Linked DNA regions of Homo sapiens: region 2 is linked to region 1. Evidence: chromatin contacts called from ENCODE Hi-C or POLR2A ChIA-PET data. All regions are on one chromosome and are shown on one strand. The core of a region is the stretch at or near the end of the contact, and the rest is flanking DNA. Distances in the headings are between cores, read along the strand shown.

Region 1 (5,317 bases), core at 1,889-4,388:
CCCATCCCTAAGCCACCATCTACTTTCTCTCTATAGGGATGGGAGAGCTGCTGTCACAAACCAAGGAACACGTGGAGCCACCAGAAACTGGGGGAGGCAAGAAAGGATCCTCTCCTAGAGCCTTTAGAGGGGGTGCAGCCCTGCCAACACCTTGATTCCTGACTTCTACCCTCCCCTCCAGATTTGCAAGACAATAAATTTCTGTTGTTTAAACCACCCAGCTTGTGGTCCTGTAATTGCAGCAGCCCCAAGTTAACACAGTCACTTTCTACCCTCAGTTAGAAATCAGCTTGTTATGCCTCTTACCACAGGGGATACAAATTCAACCCATCAGTAGTCCTTCCTAGCTAATACCAGCTCTCTAAGGTACCTGTGTCTGAGCTACTAACACACACACCCCTAACCATTATGGTGAGTTTTCCTATAGCAATTCCTCGATCCTCTCATGAGAGCTGACCACTCTGGTTTAACAGAAATGTTTTAGAACTTTTGTATCTCAAAGTGAAGGAGTGTGGCTGTCAATCTGTTTACTCCCAGAATACCCACATCCCTTAAGATTTTCCCTTCCTGGGTTCTTAGCAATTGGGGTAAACACTTGCTTTACATGTGTGTGACTGAAGAGTTATTCTAGTGACTTTTTCAGAAGACAGAAGATCTGTTCCAAGAAGGCTAGTCATTTCTGCTATCCAGAAACAACTAGCTGGAATCCTTAACAATCTCTTTCCAATAAAGTAAAACATTAAAGTGACAAGGTTTTTTTTTTTTTTTTTTTTTTTTTTTTTTTTTGAGACGAAGTCTCGCTCTGTCGCCCAGAGACTGGAGTGCAGTGGCGCGATCTCCGCTCACTGCAAGCTCAGCCTCCCGGGTTCACGCCATTCTCCTGCCTCAGCCTCCCGAGTAGCTGGGACTGCAGGCGCCTGCTACCACGCCCGGCTATTTTTTTGTATTTTTAGTAGAGATGGGGTTTCACCGTGGTCTCGATCTCCTGACCTCGTGATCCGCCCGCCTTGGCCTCCCAAAGTGCTGGGATTACAGGCGTGAGCCACCGCGCCCGGGCCACATTTTAATTTATTTAATTATCATGACGTTTTTATTTAGTTATCACAACAACTTTATGATGTAGACATTAACTGTTATTATCTCAATTTCCCAGATGAGGAAACCGAAGCTCAGAGAGGTGAATCACTTGCTCAAATTCATCCAGGTAGAAGTTGCAGAGATGGGACTCTCATTTAGGCTAACCTCTTGGTCCAGGGCCTTAACCACAACTGTGTCATCTCAGGTGGAGGAAAGAGAGAAGTGAAGCGCCTGGGGGCTGGTTGCAGAGAGGAAGTGGCTAACGTTACCCCAGCACTTCTTGACACTTACACTGAGACATGCAGCAGAAGGGACCAGTTTCCAGTCACTCTTCCCGCTTCCCACTGAAGTCACCCTCCAGGTCCCCCTTTGCTTTAACCAAGAGGCTTCAAACTGTCAAAGGAGAAGGCATTATAAAAGTCAAGCCAGGCGTGGTGGCTCACAGCTGGAATCCCAGCTACTCAGGAGGCTGAGGAGGGAGGATGGCTTGCAGCCAGGAGTTCGAGGCCAGCCTGAGAAACATAATGAGACCTCATTTCCTGAAGAAAAAAAAAAAAAAGAGAGCAGGTGGGGTGGTATGATGTTCTCTGAACATCTCTTCCCTGGGACTCCTCTCTTGGCACCCTTTCCCCTGAGCTTTAGAAGAGTGCCCAATTTTTTTGTCCATCGAGCAGTGTAATAAACCTACTCTCAAAAATTAAGACAGTTCGGCCGGGCACAGTGACCCATGCCTGTTAATCCCAGCACTTTGGGAGGCAGAGGCGGGTGGATCACGAGGTCAGGTAATCGAGACCATCTTGCCAACATGGTGAAACCCCGTCTCTACCAAAAATACAAAAATTAGCTGGGTGTGGCGGCGCGTGCCTGTAATCCCAGCTATTCGGGAGGCTGAAGTGGGAGAATCACTTGAACCCGGGAGGCGCAGATCGCAGTGAGCCAAGATCACGCCACTGCACTCCAGCCTGGCAACAGAGCGAGACTCTGTCTCAATAAATAAATAAATAAATAAATAAATAAATAAATAAATAAATAAAAATTAAGACAGTTCATTAAGCAGACGTGGAGACGGCCTGGAGTATGATAGGATTTTAGGATTTTTTTTTAAAGGCAGGAGACAAAGTTGTTAATCACAATTTGCCCATTATGTAGACTCTATGTGAATACAGACATGGAGAGGGCCAGGGAAAGAAGGAGACAGTTGCTTTGGGCATTGTAAGAAAACTCACTCTTCAATAGATGCTCTCTCTCTCTCTTTTTTTTTTTTTTTTTTTTGAGACAGAGGAGTCTCCCTCTCTCGCCTAAGCTGGAGTGCAGTGGTGCGATCTCGGCTTACTGCAACCTCCGCCTCCCAGGTTCAAGCGATTCTCCCACCTCAGCCTCCTGAGTAGCTGAGCTGGTATTACAGGCGAGGGCCACCACGCCTGGCTAATTTTTGTATTTTTAGTAGAGACAGGGTTTCACCATGTTGGCCAGAGTGGTGTCGAACTCCTGACCTCAGGTGATCCTCCAGCCTTGGCCTTCCAAAGTGCTGGTATTACAGGTGTGAGCCACCGTGCCCTGCCTTCAATAGATAGTCTTAAACAAAAACCTTAACAAAATAATCAGAGATATTGAGGGTTTTAAAAGAAATCTTTAGCATTTCAAAGGTTTGGACGAGGGGGATTGGATACATTTTTAAAATAAATTTTTTATTTTAGAATGGTTTTAGATTTACAGAAAAATTAAGGAGACAGTACAATTACGATTTGTCGGAATGTATAGCAGAATTTGCCCATAAAACCTTCTAGGACTTTCTTAGATCTTTTACTTCCTTTGTAAGTTCTTTGGTTATTGGTCCATTCAGACTTCCTATTTTTTCGTAGACTAATTGTTGCCATTAAAACTTCCATGAAGAATCTTCCATTTTCATCTTCATTTAAATTTTTAGGTTTAAAAAAAAAAAAAAAGAACCCTCTGCCTCCCCAGGCCCCTGGGGATCCAACCCTCGCTCCTGATTGGACATCAAGGATAAGGGGTGAGGCTTAAGCGCTGAGTGACATATTGAAAGTCGAGCGGGGAACTTGGACAGAACCTCTTGTTAGAAAGCAGGTTGGGGCGGCCGGGTCAACTCGTGTTTCCCGACCAGTTTGTGGACCTAGGAAACAGGGGTCCCTGTGCACAACAGGAGTGCTGCCCACCGGCAGGAGATGGCACAGAGGACCACAGCCTGGCTCAGTTCCCCTGCAAACATCATCCCAAGCGCCCCGCGCGCTTTCATGGGATGTTCGCGGAGCGCCCCCTGGAGCTCAAAGGCTGGTGGTGACCCTGGAGTTAGGCATCTGGGCTGCTTAATACATTCATTTCCCAAACTCTCAGGACATGGCTTAGCCCCAGGCTTCTGGGATTGCTCCCCAGGATCAGTTCCCACTTCCCAGTCAAGTTCCACCACCACGACCCCTTGCTTCACCGGGGGGTGAGATGCAGCTCACCAATTCCTCCGAAGACAGACATCCCTGTTACATGTAGGGAACAGCTTTTGTTGTTGTTGTTGTTTTAAAAAGCTCCCACCACACCTGCCACCAACAATTCTCAATGTTTTATTTTTCTTAAATGTTCATGCAAACAGAATAACAAAGTAAACAACCGTGTACTCACTATTTCACCGCTTAATACAGTCGTTTATTAAATTTCAGAAGTAAGCTATGCTCACCATAAAAAATGCCTAAACATTACGAAAGTCAAAAGCAAAACTCCAGGCTGTGGTCTTATCCTCCAGCTCATAGGGTCCCTTCTAGAGAACGTGGTTGTATTTGCAAATCTGCACTCAGAGGATGGGTGGGTTACAAGAGAGCACTCTATACCAGGGGTCCCCAACACCCCCGCTCCCCACCCCCACAGACGGGTACCCATGGTGGCCTGTTAGGAACCAGACCGCCACAGCAGGAGGTGAGCAGCGGGCCAGCCAGCAAAGCTTCATCTATATTTGCAGCCACTCCCCATCGCTGGCATTACAGCCTGAGCTCCGCCTCCTGTCAGGTCAGCTTGGGCACTAGATTCTCACAGGAGCGCAAACTCTATTGTGAACTGCGCATTCGAGGGATCTAGGTTGCATGCTCCTTATGAGAATCGAATGCCTGATGATCTGTCACTGTCTCCCATCACCCCCAGATGGGACCATCTAGTTGCAGGAAAACAAGTTCAGGGCTCCCATTAGATTTGACATTATGGTGAGTTGTATACTTATTTGATGATATATTATAATGTAATAATAATAGAAATAAAGTGCACAATAAATGTATTATGCTTGAATTTTCCCCAAACAATCCCCCACCCCAACCCACCCACCCCACCGCTGCCGTCTGTGGAAAAATTTTCTTCCACGAAACCAGTTCCTGGTGCCAAAAACATTGGGGACCGCTGCACCTCACAGTTCCGCAGCTGCTACCATCCTGGTTTATCGATACATCTTGAGGCCTCCAGGTCAGCCCCTGCAGCTTTACCTTCTTGTTTATAGCTGCATAGACTTAGATGGTCAGAGAATAGTCCAGTCTCTGTTCCATCCAGCTTTAGAGCCTCAGCGTTTCTTCACATCAGTCACTTACTTATTAATTATTTAAAGGTTCTTGCTTCTTCTTCCTGAAACTAAAGGAGAGGTACCTGATCAAGTTGAATTTTGCAAAGGTGAGTAGTGACTTTTACAGCTAACTCCTGGGATTGGCTGGTGGAACTCAAGGGCTCCAGCCCTCACTAAGTTCTCTTAGGGAATCATTCATTCCTTTAAGATCAAGCTAGACATTTTTTTTTTTTTTTTGAGACAGAGTCTCGCTCTGCCACCCAGGCTGTAGTGCGGTGGCACGATCTTGGCTCACTGCAACCTCTGCCTCCCAGGTTAAAGCGATTCTTCTGTCTCAGCCTCCTGAGTAGCTGGGACTACAGGCGCATGCCACCACACCTGGCTAATTTTTTTTTTTTTTAAGTAGAGACAGGGTTTCATCATATTGGTCAGGCTGGTCTCGAACTCCTGACCTCATGATCTGCCCATCTCTGCCTCCCAAAGTGCTGGGATTACAGACATGAGCCACGGCGCCCGGCCGAGCTAGACATTTTTTTTTTAAAATTAAGACATTATTATTATAATTTTTTTTGAGATGGAGTTTCACTCTTGTTGTCCAGGCTGGAGTGCAATGGTGCGATCTTGGCTCACTGCAACCTCTGCCTCCTAGCATCAAGCGATTCTCCTGCCTCAGCCTCCCAAGTAGCT
Region 2 (5,317 bases), core at 1,763-4,262, 150 kb before region 1:
CCTGCTGGTAAAATTTGTGTCTTTCAGACTACAATAGTTTCATGTCAAGTTAATCATTGTGCAAGACTTCTAGGTTACTTATTAGCTGAACAGGAAGATGTTTGTACAGTCACCATACCTCCTGCTGCACTTGGATAAATACTACTGGGCGAGTAGAGGTTAACACCCAGGCAATTTACAATCAGGAAATTGGTTACACTCTTTTGATAAAGGAAGTCAACTTAGTGTACAATGCTGTCAGATGAACCTTACCCTTGTAAGGCTTGTAACTTGGTTCCTCCCTTTCTTAAGCCCTTATTGGCTATCTTTCTTCTTTTAATATTTAAAGTTTTTAATCTTTAAATTTTTAATTTTTAAACCATGCTTGTTTAACCTGCTGGTAAAATTCACGTCTTTCAGACTGTAATGCTTTCATGCCAAGTAAATGGTCTTGCCAGGCTTCCAGCCTGTTTCAGAGACCACTAGCCCAGAGCCGTATCAGCCCCTTCAGCAAGCCATAAGAAATTTCTACTCCTCCTGGAAATAGATGTAGAGACTATGTCCATGCTTAGCAGGAAGTAGTTCCAGAAGAGACCTTTGCTCCTTAAGAATAAGGAGAATGAGGACTGCGAAGGAGAACGCAGCAAGCCCAGGCGGCGGTGGAAAGGCTGGAGGACACACCTAAACATGTGGAATCCCAATGCCGGGCAGCCAGGGCCAAATCCATATCCCCCCAATATTGGGTGCCCTGGAGGTTCCAATCCTGCCCACCCACCACCTATTAATCCACCCTTTCCCCCAGGCCCCTGTCCTCCTCCCCCAGGAGCTCCCCATGGCAATCCAGCTTTCCCCCCAGGTGGGCCCCCTCATCCTGTGCCACAGCCAGGGTATCCAGGATGCCAACCGTTGGGTCCCTACCCTCCTCCATACCCACCGCCTGCCCCTGGAATCCCTCCTGTGAATCCCTTGGCTCCTGGCATGGTTGGACCAGCAGTGATAGTGGACAAGAAGATGCAGAAGAAAATGAAGAAAGCTCATAAAAAGATGCACAAGCACCAAAAGCACCACAAGTACCACAAGCATGACAAGCATTCCTCCTCTTCCTCCTCCTCTTCCAGCAGTGATTCTGACTGAATACAGGCCCTGGACCCTTCCCTCAAGTCCCACCAGTTCTGCTCTCCCATCAAGCTTCAGATGCCACGTTGTACTGGGGGAATGTAGCCCTTGTGCTCCCCACCCCCTACCTCCACCTGAGCCTCACCCTGCTGTTGAGCCCTGAGTGGCTAGGGGAAATAGGAAGAGGATTGCCATGGCCTGGCCATCTTGTTGCTGCTTGGAGAGATCATATAGCTAATGAATTAGGCAGGGGAGCTATTTTTTGAAGATGATGAACTAAATGTTGAAGACAAGTTTGAGATCTGTAAAATGTGATTTTTTACTTCCACTTATAATACTTGTGATTGGGGAGGTTTGTGGAAATTCAATTATGATGAAAAACCTCTATCTTTTTTGTAATGTTGGCATACTTGGGGGATTTAGTGGCAAATACATTCCCCAGCAGGCCTTTTGTTGGTTGCACTAACTGCAAGGTTGCTGGGAAGTAGAGTCCATTTGGTTGATGAGCTTTGACTGCGGTTTTGGAACCTTACCTCTCCTCCTTAGCCCAATATGCTGTCTCGGGTCCTATTCAAATAAAGTTATTTCTCCTGGTCTAAAAAAAAAAAAAAAAAAAAAAAGAATAAGGAGAATGAAATCTCTTGGCTGGGAGTGAGACAGCTGGCTGGCTTCCTATTTTGAGGTGGTTTAGTGAAAAAGAACAAAAGCCCCTTACTCAAGCTGTAGCTTGTCTGCAGCAGGATAATTAAGGAATCAGAGAGACCGTGGGGTTGAGGAGGAATTATTTAATTATTCAGGTGCACCGACCCAGTCAGATTAACATCCAAAGGACTGAGCCCTGAACAAAGAGTCAAGCTACCTTTTAAGCATTTCGTGGGGCTGGGGGAGATCTGTGCAGGGGGAAGCATATCACAGAAGTGAGAAACAAAGACAGTCATTCAATTGAGACATGCATTATATCATTTTTTTTTCAAGGAACAGCATGTTTTACGACTTGAGATTATCTGTCTAGTGATCTTACAGCTGCACAGCTAGAGAAACAGAGTCTTCACAATGCCTGGGAAAGGGAGAGATAAGGCTCACTAGCCATAGAAAAACAGGCAGTTAATTTTAAAGGACTCCAGCTCTTTCTCTTCCTCAGGGGGAATTGGGTTTTCTTACATACAACTAAGTTTTGCTTACACATTCTTTATTTCTTTTAATTCCTGTTCTATACCTAACCTCCAGCCAGTCAGCATCAGAGGCCCAAGAAGCTATTAACCACAAGTTCCTGCTTTAGGGGCTTAGGGACTTCCCCAGGAAGCCACAGGAACAGCTTAGGTTTCAACTTACAGTGATAATTTCCTTATTTCAATGCTAAAAATCATGCTCAGAGGTAGAGATTTAAAATGCCAATATTACATGCAATGTATGAAAAACCATGTTGAACCATTGTGCAGGCGCCAAGAAATCCCTTGTTAACACATGATGACAGGCACATCATGGCATCTGGACCCCTACAAGACAGATCGACTTGCTCCCTGTGGGGAGCAGCCTACCCTTTTCCTTTCACGGTGCTGACCTCCCTTCTGCACAAACGGAAACAAACTTTTTTTTTTTTTTCTCTTTAATACTGTGTCTGGTAATCTCACTTGATTTCTATCTTAGGAGACTACAACAAGCCAGGATGATGGTAACATCTCTGTCAAGATGACATAGATTTATTTTTCCTGGCTCCTCTCTGCTAAAAACCCTGGAATAACATAACAGACATTCTTAAGAGGACTCTGAAAGATAAAAAGAAGGAAAACTGACAAGGGCCTTAGAACTCGAGAAACATCTCAGTGGCCCAGCATCTCTCAATTTCCCACCCAACGACAGGACGTGGTCTAGATCCAGCATCTCCCCAGCCCCCTATCCAGCGGCAGAAAGCACCCAGGTAGGTGCTTTCCCCACCCTAGTGGATGGCAGAGATGAAGGAAGAGCCCTGCTGGCACCACGCAGCCCAGGGAAGTACTCTCCACCCTTTTGTGCCAGTGTCTCCTACTCCTAACGTAGCAGCACCAAGCAGGCCCCAAGAAAATGCTTTTAACCTCCATTGGTGGTACTAACAGGAATTGGGTATGAGCTCAACCAGCACCAGGCAAATGAAATAGACCGGAATAATAATGCAAGGGCTCTGAAAACTAAATTGTCATTGGAATCATAGCACACAAAAGTAGGCCAGGACCTGCATGCTAACCTAAAAACAGTGACTGCTAAAATGGAAGAGTTAAATAGGATCCAGGGTCTCCTCTCATAATACCAGAAATGTCCAGGATATAATTTAAAAATCATACATAATATGAACAACCAGAAAAATCACAACTTGAATGAGAAAAGCCAATCAACAATCTAACACTGAGATGAAAGATTTTAGAATTATCTGACAAAGATCTAAAGTAGCCATCATAAAAATGTTTCACCAAGCAAGTAGAAATTCCTTGCAAAGATGGGAAAGAAAAGAAAATCTCACCAAAGAAATGGAAAGTATGTTCTTAAAGAATCAAATGAAAATGATAAAACTGAAAAATACAATAACTAAAATAAAAACTCACTGGAAAGGCTCAAGAGCAGAGCAACTATGACAAAGGAAATAAGAAGTGAACTTGAAGATAGAACAATAAAAATTACCCAATCCAAAAAACAGAGAGACAATCAACTTTAAAAAAGAGAAACAGAAAATGACTAACAAGGGCTCAGAGAACCTGCAGGACAATTATAAAATAGCTAACATTTGTATTATCAGATTAACAGAAGGAGAAAAGAAAGTGGGGCTGAAAAATATTTGAAGAATAATGACCAAACCTTCCCAAATTTGGCAAAAGACATAAACCTACAGATGCAAGAAGCTAAACAGAATAAATCTGACGGATTCCATGCCAAAACACAGTATAACTAACTTATGAAAACAAAGGCAAACAATGAAACTATCTTGGAAGCAGCTAGAGAGGAATTATAAATTGTCTATAGGGAACACTGATCAAATGACAAAAAATTTCTTATCAAAAACCATGGAGAAGAAAGCCTGGAGCAATACTCTTCAAGTGCTGAAAGAAAATAACTATCTGCTGAGAATCTTTTTTTTTTTTTTTTTGAGACAGTCTCGCTCTGTCCTCCAGGCTGGAATGCAGTGGTGTGCTTTTGGCTCACTGCAACCTCCACCTCCCAGTGATTCTCCTGCCTCAGCCTCCCAAGTAGCTGGGACTACAGGCGCCCGCCACCATGCCCGGCTAATTTTTGTACTTTTATTAGAGACAGGGTTTCACCATGTTGGCCAGGCTGGTCTGGAACTCCTGACCTTGTGATCTGCCCGCCTCAGCACCCCAAAGTGCTGGGATTACAGGCGTGAGCCACTGTGCCCAGCCGAGAATCTTATATGCAGCAAAACTATCTACGGGGTATGAAGAAGAAATAAAAAGCTTTTAGATGAAGGAAGACTACAAGACTTTGCCGTCAGCAGAATTATTTTTAGAGAATGATTAAAGGAAGTTCTCCAAAGTCCAAATGATTACAGGAAAAGGCTCAGAACTTTAGAAAGGAAGGAAGAACAGCAGAATGGACAAAAATAGTGATAACTATAGCAGATTACCCTTCTCATGAGTTTTTAAAAATCGTAGTTGGTTGAAGCAAAAATTATAGTATTATCTGATGTCTATAGGAAGAGACAATACTTAAAATAGTTATATGTGTATACACACACACGCATATGTATAAGTGGGAGGGTAAAAGGATCTATATGGATGTAAAGTTTCAACACTTCAATCAAAGTGGTAAAATATTCATAAGTTGGATTATAATCAGTTACATATGTATATTGTAGTACTAGAGCAAGTGCTAAGAAAATTCTACAAATTATGTATTCGAAAATAATATGAATCAAAATGGAATGCTAAAAAATGCTCATGTAACTCACAGGAATGCAAGAAAAAATAAGAATGAGAAATGGAACAAATGGAAAATGAATATTAAAATGTTAATCTTAAGTCCAAACATATCAATAACTACTTTAAATGTAAATAGTCTATCTCCTTACATGAAATAAAAGGCCAGAGATTGGTAGAGTGGATTTAAAAAATGATCCAACTAGATACTGTCTCCAAAAAACTTTACTCCAAATATAACAACATAGGTAGGTTGAAAATAAAAGAATAGAAATATATATTAATTTTATTAATTTATGTTATTATAAATATAAATTTTA

The links. A loop is a pair of places that touch in the nucleus more often than their neighbours do. ChIA-PET counts read pairs that join two places held with the same protein, here RNA polymerase II (POLR2A). Pooled maps may share reads with other maps.
Region 2: a loop to region 1 is called in a pooled map, with 2.6 times the contacts of the local background. The contact joins two enhancer-like sites. A Hi-C loop is called at or near these places in 2 of 168 maps with a recorded cell type or tissue (G401 and Panc1) and 2 of 50 pooled maps. POLR2A ChIA-PET finds 5 or more read pairs at or near these places in 2 of 52 experiments (PC-9 and activated naive CD4-positive, alpha-beta T cell).

What each region holds. Positions count from the first base shown.
Region 1 is chr19:39,791,197-39,796,513 of GRCh38, reverse strand. It overlaps LOC124904719 (a long non-coding RNA gene), which reads left to right. Exons shown (of 2, transcript XR_007067258.1): 2 at 37-216. Among named protein-coding and RNA genes, the nearest start is that of LEUTX, 15 kb to the right of the region's middle. Within about 2 kb of position 3,138, at least 2 of the 41 ENCODE cell types and tissues checked have a DNase peak (open chromatin) inside an H3K27ac peak, as active enhancers do.
Region 2 is chr19:39,939,031-39,944,347 of GRCh38, reverse strand. It overlaps the pseudogene PRR13P5. Among named protein-coding and RNA genes, the nearest start is that of FCGBP, 7.1 kb to the right of the region's middle. RefSeq lists enhancers at 366-866, 2,410-2,499, 2,600-2,679. Within about 2 kb of position 3,012, at least 12 of the 41 ENCODE cell types and tissues checked have a DNase peak (open chromatin) inside an H3K27ac peak, as active enhancers do.